Regions from separate parts of the Homo sapiens genome. Here region 2 is linked to region 1. Evidence: read pairs that join two places in POLR2A ChIA-PET (ENCODE). Cell type or tissue: HepG2. All regions are shown on one strand. Links, peaks and the distances in the headings refer to the core of each region. The heading gives the core; the rest is flanking DNA.

The links. Peaks named below come from ENCODE experiments on the same cell type or tissue, not always from the same donor. Only the 100,000 strongest peaks of a DNase experiment are listed, where the experiment ranks them.
Region 2: POLR2A ChIA-PET joins it to region 1 with 13 read pairs; 5 of 35 experiments call an interaction of 5 or more read pairs at or near these places.

Annotation. Positions count from the first base shown.
Region 1 is chr6:28,216,235-28,221,611 of GRCh38, reverse strand. It overlaps the pseudogene TOB2P1. Among named protein-coding and RNA genes, the nearest start is that of TRS-GCT5-1, 5.9 kb to the right of the region's middle. RefSeq lists an enhancer at 2,507-2,626 and a silencer at 4,435-4,628. In HepG2, for the core only: no CTCF peak of the experiment used is centred there; DNase peaks (open chromatin) are centred at 2,651 and 2,891; H3K4me3 peaks cover 1,325 bases.
Region 2 is chr6:28,380,064-28,385,440 of GRCh38, reverse strand. ZSCAN12 (zinc finger and SCAN domain containing 12) reads left to right here. Exons shown (of 4, transcript NM_001163391.2): 4 at 1-703. Among named protein-coding and RNA genes, the nearest start is that of ZSCAN12, 17 kb to the left of the region's middle. RefSeq lists an enhancer at 1,771-1,870. In HepG2, for the core only: a CTCF peak has its summit at 1,707 (motif pointing right); a DNase peak (open chromatin) is centred at 2,010; H3K4me3 peaks cover 1,502 bases.

The DNA of each region.
Region 1 (5,377 bases), core at 255-5,254:
TATTAAAATAAAATGATTTGGTCTTTTCCTTTTTTTTTTTTTTTTTTTTTGAGACAGTTCAACTTGTTCTTGTAAATCCTTTCCTGTCCCTTAATGATGCCTGGAGCAGCTCCCATAGCTTTCTGGCAATTTTAAGTATTAAAGGTCTTATTCAGCTTATTTTTAATTTTAAATTTTATTGCTTATTGAATAAGTTACATAGCCAAGGATTCAAAATATAAGAGGTACAAAAGGGCATACACTGAAAAATCTCTGTGATATTTTAAATTTTGTTATGTGTGATAATGATATTGTAGTTCTGCAGGAAAGTGTTCTTACTTTTTAGAGATGGGTACTGAAATATTCAAAGATGGTATGCCATGATGTCTATAATTTAATTTAAAATACTTCAGCAGAGAGAAAGGCGGGGAGTTAAATATGACAAAATGTGAACAATTATAAAATCTAAACGATAAGTATATAGATGTTCATTACATGTTATGTAACATAAACTAGAAATAAAATCCAATCCCCAACCCAACCCTGGCCAACTAAACAGACCCCTTGTGGCAAAAGTGATACCAGAAAAAACTTAAAAACTGAGTTCCCAGCCCTGACAGAATGAGAGCTCAGACACGACTCATTATACCCTCCTCTTTTGTGTGGTTTAGACACAACTGACCAGCATTAAAGTTAAAGTAGAGATCATAAGACTGATAGAATAGGCTCTTTGTGGCAATAAGATACCAAATTATAAGCAGGATCTAAGTCCATGCCAAGGAAGGTTTAAGTCACGCTTCCTTTCATTTAAAGAAGAAACTATGTTTTAACTGCCACAAGGTTTTCCTTTTTCTCTAGCAGCTAAACAAGCACTGCCCCGAGATAAGAAATATTCAAACAATTTGCAGCTCCACTAGATGCTGACAAACTGTACCCCTGTTCCACTAACTGTAACTATAGCTTTGACTGAACGTGAGACTGATTTTAGTAACTTTCTCCTGATAAGACCAACCATGGACTCATTCTAGCCCTTTTACAGAGATTGTGCACTTCTGTGCTCTCATGTCCTAAAGTGACCATTTGACGTATAGAGCCTAGTTGTAATACATGCAAATGTTAAGTCTCTACTTCAAAGTGAACATGTAACATGCACGTTTGTTCAATGTGCATGTGTCAGGACCCCTTCCTGAATATTCATAGCTCCTTCAGTAACCTGTTGAATATGTATGTTTGGTCAACTCATTCAGCATAAAGCTTCTACCTCAACCCCTCCTCCTTCAAAGTGCCTGTCTCTGGATGTGGCCAGAGGAAGGCTTCCCAGCCTGTAGTCTGGCCACCTTGCAGGCTGTAACCCTTAAGAAGAAATAAAGTCTTTTCTCTCTTTTTCTAAATTTGTATCTTGTGATATTTTCCTTAAGTTAAAAATACATAAACCTTTGGGAGCAGATGTGTTTCCAAATTCAGGTTTTTGTTTTTTTTTTATTTTAGAAAGATAATGTGCATACACTGTACATTATGTAACTTCCAGCAGAGTTTCAGAGCATATCAAACACCTCAATATTTCTGCTTTGAGATTTATGATTAGTCACTTTAAATGAGTTAAATAAAGGCTATGAAGAAGTTCAGGTTTTCCCCTCAGATAGATTGTAGTGCCAAATTTATGGAGGAAAGATTTGGAGTTTTTAGAATTTTATGGATTTTAGAACTGTGATTAAGGGATCCTGGACATGTACTAGTCTATTTTCTGTGTTTTTTGCATATTTAAACATCTTCAAAATAAAAATTTGTTAAATAGAAATATACAACTTATTCCTACCACTAGTCACCTAATTTCATCCACTAGAAACAGCCAAAGGTATTGATTTCTTTTTTTTTCTTCTAGACAGGATCTCTCTCTGTCGCTGAGGCTGAAGTGCTGTCACCAAGGCTGGAGTGCAGTGGCACGATCTCAGCTCACTGAAACCTCCGCCTGTCAGACTCAAGAGATTCTCCCACCTCAGGCCCCCAGGTAGCTGGGGACCACAGGCATGTGCCACCATGCCTGAAGAATTTTTGTATTTTTAGTAGAGACGGGGTTTTACCATGTTGCCCAGGCTGGTCTCAAACTCCTGAACTCAAGTGATCTGCCTGCCTCCTCATCCCAAAGTGCTAGGATTCCAGGTGTCAGCCACCATGCCCGGCCTTCATTTCTTATACAGCCTTTCAGAGATATTTTAGGTATGTAGAAGCAAATATTTATATATAATTTTGCCCTGGGATTTTACAGAAATAGTAGAAAATTTTCCTATAGCCATACATGTAGAGCTGCAGCTCTGTTTTGACAGCTGCATACTATTTCATTATGCACCAGTCATTTATTGATAAGCAATTAAGCTATTAATATTTCCTATCACTTTCCATTTATAAACAATGCTGAGCTTCAGACACGTATTATCTTACATATGTGTGAGTCTGTCTCTAGGATAAATTCCTAGAAGTAGAATTCCCGTGTCAAAGAATATGCACATTTAAAAAATGTATAGACTTCGGGCCGGGGCGCGGGAAGGTGCGGGTCGTCGGCGGAGAGAAGCCAGCAGCTCGAGAGACGCAGGGCCAGGAGGACAGGACCGTCCCGCGGTCACAGCCCGGTCCTTCTTCCGCTCCCCCCGCCCCCCCCACGGGCCACCTTCCGGTCCGTTCTCCCCGCCCGGTCGCCGCCCGCCAGCCCTTCGTCCCCCAGCCGCCCAACCTCCTAAGCGCTGAAGGAATTATTTTTGGGAGTCATGACCATAGCTGCCTGCTTCCCCCAACCCTCGACGACGAAAAGGACTTCGGCCCCCGGCCGGGCGGCTCCGGGGGAAAAAAGAGAGAGCGACCGCCGCCCCGCGCTCAGGGCCACTCTAGAGGGAGAAGCTGCCCCGAGGCTGGCAGAGCGCCCAGCCGCGGTGGAGACCGGAAGCCTTCTGGAGCCCAAGGCTGTGCACGTCCCCTGTGCTGATTCTCTGCCTAGGAAAGGACCATGCAGCTGGAGATCAAAGTAGCCCTGAACTTCATCATCTTCTACTTGTACAACAAGCTGCTCTGGCGCCTCTGAAAAAGAAATAAGAAGCCCACTGGTACCCTGACAAACCACTGAAGGGCTCTGGCTTCCACACCGAGGAGATGGTGGACCCCGTTGGGGAGCTGGCCGCTAAGCGAAGTGGCCTGACAGTGGAAGATGTGCGGGCCAATGTGCCTGAGGAGCTGAGCATATGGATTGACCCCTTCGGGGTGTCCTACCAGATTGGTGAGAAGGGAGCAGTGAAAGTGCTGTACCTGGATGACAGTGACGGCTGTGGGGCCCCGGAGCTGGACATGAAGATCAAGAGCAGTTTCACTCCTGACGACCAGATGCTCTTTCTCCTCGGAAGCCAGGACAGCTCCTTGTCCAACTCCCCGTCGCTATGCTTTGCCCATCACCCAGCCCCACCTTCATCCTCTGCCTCGCCCAGCCCATCACCTTCACCATGGACTCCTTTGCTGCCACCAAATTAGGCTCCACTAAGATGAAGAAGAGGGGTGGGGCAACAAGTGGTAGGGGTGCAGCCAGCGGTGAAGCAGGTGGCCAGCAGCCAGTACAGCAGCCTCCACGGCCCGCTTCAACACCAACAGCTTGTTGAAACACAGGAGTCTTTCTCTGTCTGTGCATTCATTGAACTTCATCCCGGCCAACCGGCCTCTCAATCCCAGCTCTCGCCCCAAGGCCACGTACAGTCTCAAGTACAACAGTGGTGGCTTGCCCAGTTTCTTCCTTGATGGGGCCAATGGCCAGGGTAGTGACACCCGAGCCCTCTTTGGAGGCAGTGGGACTGTCACCTGCAACGCCAGCAGCTTCTACATGGTCTAGGTATTTGGAGGTGGTGCCACCGCCTCTTCCTGGAGAAGGCACCCTTCATGGAAGACCTCAGCTACAACCTGAACACCATGCAATATCCTAGTCAACCGTTCCAGTCCGTGGTGCTGGCCAACTGACCGTCTACCTGCCCTGGGGCCGGGAGCACCCAAGACCACAGAAAAGAGAAAGAAAAGGAAAGGCCAAAAAAAAAAAAAAAAAAAGAGGAAAAGGAAAATGTACAAAAAGATTTTCTATTTTCTCACTCTCACTTCTAGAAAAAAAGATCTAGTGCAGGCACGGAATGGGAGGGGCTTCCAAAGCACCAAAATGTGTTTAACTAACCCCCCTACCACTTACAATTCGCCCATCGGCCTGTAATTTGGTTGGTTTGGGTTTTATATTTCTTTTTTCTTTCTTTCTTTTTTTAACATGTAGTTCTTTATATAACATCTTTAATTGGTGGCTTCCTTTGCTAAGAATGGGCAAAGGAGAGGCTGACCTGTGTCACTGCCTCTGTCGCCCAGCTATTCTCACACTCAAAGCCATCCAAACTTGGCAGGCCTTCTCAGGCCCTGTGACCGAAATAGACCTGACTCCAGCCCCCACTCCCTTTCAGGCTGGGCCACAGGGAGCTGCCAGTTGGCCACTTGACACCCACCCCCACCACACCCTAGAGCTGATGTCTGTGACTACAGGAAGGTTAGCACTCTATCTAGTTGAATTCCTGTCATCTCTGTCCTGAGGCCCTGCCTCACCATTCCCTCAAGGCCCAGACCATCATCAAGGCCCTGGCCACCCAGCCACTGATGCATATGGCCTTTTCTTTCTCTCATGCAGCCTCTTCTCCCTGGGGCAGAGGTTGTGGGGAGGGAGGTGGTGTGTGTGTGTGTGTGTGTGTGTGTGTGTGTGTGTGTGGTTTGCTGTCCAGTTTTAAAGGATTCCAAGCCATGTGAAACTTCCTCACTAGATGTGATTCTGGGTTGCGGCAAGTGCTTATTAATGAGTGAGGCTGGGGAATGGGCTGGGGGTATTAGCAGTCCTTTTGCAGTGTGTGTGGTGGGGTCACACCACTATGGCTAAGCCTAAGACACTCCCAGAGAGAAGTACTGCAGAAGGAACTGGTTTCCGGACTGCAGAGGGATCTGCATTTTTGTTTTTGACCACCCCCACCAAAAAAATAGGTTAGATCTGAAGGGCAAAGGGAATACCCAAGCCTCTGATGCCTATGAGAAGTCCCTGGACTTCGACCCTTCTGATGTGTGATGTTAGCCCCGTGGGGAGCTGCTCACCTGAGCACCTTTGGGGGTGAGAAGGGAGCAGGGAGGTAGGGTGGGATATTGGAGTCAGCATCTGTAGTGGGCAGCCCTGAGCCTGGAATAGATACTTTTTGGTCTTTTGGTTGTAGATGTTATTTGAGTACATTTATGCCCCTGGCTGATTGAGAGCTTCTCAGTACTTCTTGCCATCCCCCTCACTGCCCTGACCCAACCCCACTGGACCTTAATACAGTGAGGGGTGGTATCCTGGACAGGGACTCTGCACTCC
Region 2 (5,377 bases), core at 99-5,098, 160 kb before region 1:
AAGTCCTGGAGTCCAAACACCTCAGGTAATAATATTATCACCCCCTCTGCATACCAAATCTTGGATGAGGTTTGGCCAGCATAAACAGCTCTACTTCTTGTTGCCTGCACAGTGAGGGTGTCACAGGAGACATTCCACTTTAAAAATGGGCTCTTTATATGAAAAGATCACCCTTCTTAGAATGATAAATCACTCTGCATTATTCTCACAGAATAAGGAATATTTGGCTGTCTAATTTAATACAGAAAGATTTAAAGATTTGTCCCCAAGTGTTGATAACCCATTATGGATCTATCTTTAATGCCAGTTTTCAAAAGTGATTTTATATTAGAAGATACTTCTTGGATTTAAAAATGCACACACACACATATATGTGATATATGATATTTTTCTTTGCTTAAGACTTACCAATTTTACAGTTCAAATGGTGACCCTCCTAACTCCACAAGGCCAGAATTTGAGCAAATGCTTGTTGTTCAACCTAGACATAATCATTCGATAGCCTTTAATTGAATCTCTTCCCAACTTTTATCCTTTAAACCGAAAAGTTATATACCACAGTCACTACAGCAGCTCATTTTATTGGAATTTCTTTGGATCCTCTCCCTCTCAAACGTTCTGTGTGCGTTTGGTAAGGAGTCCTCACACATTATTTTTTACTTGTATAGTATTTCTACATATATATATAAATGTGTAAAAAGTATGTATGAATATTTTTGTGTTGTAATTTGTATTTTACATATATATGACCTCATGTATATAATTTGATGTTGACAAAGCCAACTATGATAAGTGTTTTAAACTTTTCAGTTGATTAGCCCCCTAGCTTACATTGTAAGACCATCATTTAGAGCCAGCAGTTTTCCCTTGATTTCATCTCTTGAAGAGACAGTTGATTCTCTTCATACACGTTAAAAACACCATTTAGGTGTCAGAAACCCATCAGTCAAGGCTCCCAGAGCTTTCACCTATCATAGTTCAAGTTAATCTCTAGGGTATATGTCTGTTTGCTCCTGCCAGTCATTTTCCTAAGCCCAGTTGGCCTGCTCCTGGAAGTCCCAAGAAGGGCTCCATAGTGGAAGCCATTTGTTACTTTTGATTTATGATTACATCATCATTACTCCTCTTCAAGCTTAGTGGGCATATCTTAGTGTTTTGATCTAGTGCCTTAGTTCTGCCTACTTCAGTAACGAATTTAGGAGTAGATGTCTCCTCATTTCATCCCTGATAAAGATTGAGGCAGTTTAGGGACTCTGCAGCTTCCTCTGGCCAAATTCCCTACTTATTCCTGAGATAGGGTTTAAGAACCTGGATTCTAGAGACGGATTGCCATGGTTCGAATCTCAGTTTACTAGCTAAGTGACTTTGGGCAAGGGATTTAACCTCTCGTCCCTCAGTTTCCTCCTATGTAAAATGACAAGGATAATAGTACCAACCCAATGTAGATTAAATGAGTTTACGAAGTGTTAGAATAGTGCTTGGCACATTAGTGCTTTACAACTGCTATTTTGATTGTTGTTGTGGGCTCTCTCAAATGCATTGTCTCTAGATGCCAGTGACCCAGGTCAAAATTTACCTTTAACCAAGCTGCATGTTTCCCAGACTGCTGCACAGTCCTCCTAGCCCTGAGATAAAAGCTCCCACCCAGGTATACTTTTACTTTCCTGCTGGAGAACTGATGAGCAGTGGCCAGCAGGGGACACTTATCGCCCAAGCTGGAAAGGAGAGATTTCTTCCCTTTTGTCTCCGCCCCTGTTAGTTATCAGAGGTACCTAGCGGCCCCTGCTATCCGAAGTTTGCCTTCCGAGCTGCTCTTCCGACGTTCTGCAGCTGGAAGGCCGGCCTCGCACGGGTCTGACGCGCCCCGGCCTGGGAGCATGGGCCCCTGGGGTTACCTGACTGCTCAGCTGGAACTTGCGCTGCTCAGCTGGGGCGGGGTTCGGCCGGGCAACCACAGAGAGGAGAAAGCCTCCAGAATCCTAGAGAAGCTGAATGCTGAGACAGCCGTTGACGGCAGCGGCACGTGAAAGTACCGACCTTTCTGGCCTTTGTGACGGACCTTTGGAGGCGGGTGGTTTCAGATTCGTGCGCTCCGGCCTTTCAGTGTCTCTGGTGAGGTTGGGCCTGATAGGTTGAGAGCTGCCAGGGGAAGTTAAGGATGACTTCCAAGTTTTGAGGTATCAGGAAAACTGGCTGTTGAGAAAAAGGAGTCTGGGTTCCCCGTTTGGTGAAAGGAAAGTTGGGTTCATTTGGGGAAATTATGTGATTCATGATTTTCCCAAGATCGACGCTGAGTACAAGAAAAGACAGAATCCACCTAGCTGTTGTGTGACTTTGAGCAAATTACTTAATCTCTCTGTGCCTCAGTTTTATTCCTCTGTCAGTGAGATTATAAGTGTCTACTTAAATGGCTGCATGCATGGTGCATTTTAAATAAATATTAGCTGTTGTTATTTTTCATTTCTGATGTTCTTATCTCTGCCGTTTATACAGGATATTGCATGTATGGTGCATTTTAAATAAATATTAGCCGTTGTTATTTTTCATTTCTGATGTTCTTATCTCTGCCGTTTATATGGGTATTTTGAAGTGGGGGGGAGCCAAGGGAAGAGGGTCATGATCTTTAAAGTTTTATTAATAAAAACTTTTAGAGAGTAAAAGGCTAGCAGATGGGGCTAGCTAATAATTTGCAGTCACTTTTGCTTTCCTAATTTATTTACCTTCCTGACAGAGTTCCGTTTTCTTTCAGTGCCTTGTTCAGATAAGTGAGTTCTTGGCTAAAGAAGTAAACAAAATTTAGCTTCTGTTAACATTGTTATTTTATGCCTCAGGAAGAAGACCAGCTACAAGGAAATACTTCTGAAAAATCACTCTGAACCCCAAGCTGGAGTGAATCTTCTCCTGAGCTCTCTCATTCCAGAATGGCAATCTTGTTTCAGGAGAGATCTCTAATAGTGACTGATGGTAAAGGAAGAAGGCTGTGCCTAGAACAAAGAATCAGGCTGGCAAAGAAATCACAGGTCTTTCCTCAAACTTTAAATTGCTACTCTCTGGAGATAGCTACCTGGACTTTACAGAGCTGTCAGAAGACTTGGGAAGGTTTGCCAGCATTGGAAAAAGCCACTTGGACTTCACAGAGCTGTCAGAAGACTTAGGAAGCTTTGCCAGTAGTTCCTGAGACCAGAAATACATATTATGAAGCAGGTGCTGGAACAGGCCCTGGCCCCTACTTGTGAAGCTGCAGATATAGGTAAGATAATATCATCCAGAATGTGGAGACGAGGCAATCGATGATGCTGGAAAAGTTGAAGAGAGAGTTTGAATGAAGGACAAACCACCGATGGGAAAGCTTGGGAGGATCACTTATAGCTTGACTAGCAAAAGGCTTTGGGAATAGGATAGAAAGCAGCAAACCTGAACTTTAGGATCCACCAGATGTCTCTGGAGCCATAACCCAACATTTCCCATAAATAGTAGGTTTTAATTCTCCTGTTATTTAGGTGCATCTCTGGGACCTCCTCTTTCTATATTGGGTTTTTTGTTTGTTGGGTGTTTTAACTTAGGATTTAGCTTCAAATTCCATTTCCCAAGACCAATTTTATCACATTGCCTTTAGGTCTCAGGCTAAATGATATAACAAGATATGCTTTTGGCAAAGATAGTACCTTGGAATGAAAGGTTTCAGATCAAACCTAAGATCCTACCTTAGTTTACCTCTCAGTGTTATTGCCTTTTGATATGGAAAGCTGATGAGAGAGCATCTCTGGAGAGAAAGAAGAGGAGAGCCTCACGGGAAGCTTTTAGAACTTTTAGTAGCATCCTCTCCCCAGAAAACTTGTCTCTACTCATCTCCTTCTCATTATCTACCTGATTCGTTAAGTAGGAAATCTCAGCCATATTTGTAGGGGATTGGGGTTTTGTTTTTTTTGACCCACTTAACTCCTTTAGCTTCAGAGTGTTGCTTTCTTACATTTTAGACATGAATATTACCTAGAAAATTTATTTCCCCACTGTTAATTTTCCAGTTTATTGATTTCCCCACATCAGATTAGTGTGTATTTTGAAACTGGTTTAGCTATTGTTTCAAGTTAACTTTGATCATATCCCGTTGTTTACTGATCCACTCAACAAATATTTATTGAACATTCTGTAGGTTTATAGTAGTAGCCAAGATACTTAAAGTGAGTAGAAATAGTCCTTTTAACTGTCCTTAACAAATTAAACTTTCTCTTGGTTTCATGATATTCCTTGTTTCTCAGCTTTGGATTCAAACTGATCTTCTCTTTTTTGATTATACTTTCCTGATTTCTTTTATTGTCACATTTTTGTGAAAAGTCTTCCATGCACTTCCAGTCTCTTTCTGCCTAGCTGTCTCTTCTCACCCAAATTGGACCCCCCTACTCCTACCCTGCCACGTGCCTTCACAAAAATGAGATGCTTGTTTAGAGACTTAGAAAAGGCATGCACTTTAGGTAAAAGTGGATTTTATTTTTAATCACTGTACCCTATCATAAATCTCATTTCAGAAGAGACAACTGACATTTGAATTGTCTGTGCATTTTGTTTTAGATGGTGTTACTGAGAAGGAAACTAAGGACTTGGCTCCAAAACAAAACAAAACAAAATCTGGAGATGCTGAATTTTGTTGGGGGGAATGTCTGTAGAACTGCAACATCAATGCAGTAAGTGTAGTAAAAGCTTTAGTTTATGGTGAGTCATTACTCAGCATCATGGAGTCCACGATGAAGAGAATCTCTTTTCAATCTGTGCAATCAACAAGTTTTTGAAAGGCTTTTGTTTATAGTGGAACCCTCTTTTCCCCCTAGAAGAACCACCACAAGGAAAAATGCTGTCACCATAAGGAATGTGGGAAAGTTTTCAGCCACATGGCCTTATTTGACTTCAAAGAATCCACATGAGAGAGAGACTGCATAAATGTAATAACTGAGGAGGCCTTTGTTCAGCAAAGAAACCTTATACAAACTCGTATAAAGAATGTAGGAAGACCTTCACCCAGAAGCCAGGACTGACTGTGCACCAGAGAATCTGCACAATAAACATGATGAATGTGGAGATGCTTGCTTCAGCATTGGAGAATTCACAGTAAAGGGAAACCCTGCCAGTGTGATGAGTACGGAAAAGTCTTCAGAGGTTGGAACTTGGGAAAAATCAGTGAGTGAATTCATATTAGAGAGGCTCTTATAAATGAGAGGATTGTGGAAACTTGTATAGACAGAGATCAGACCTCAACAAGGGAGCCTCCACAGTATTGAAAAGTTAATATAATTAATGTAAGTGGGCAAGTTGTATGGGGAATGGGTAGTCTAAATTGCTCATTTTAGCCAGTAAAAACATTAAATTAGTTTCTTAGATCAAG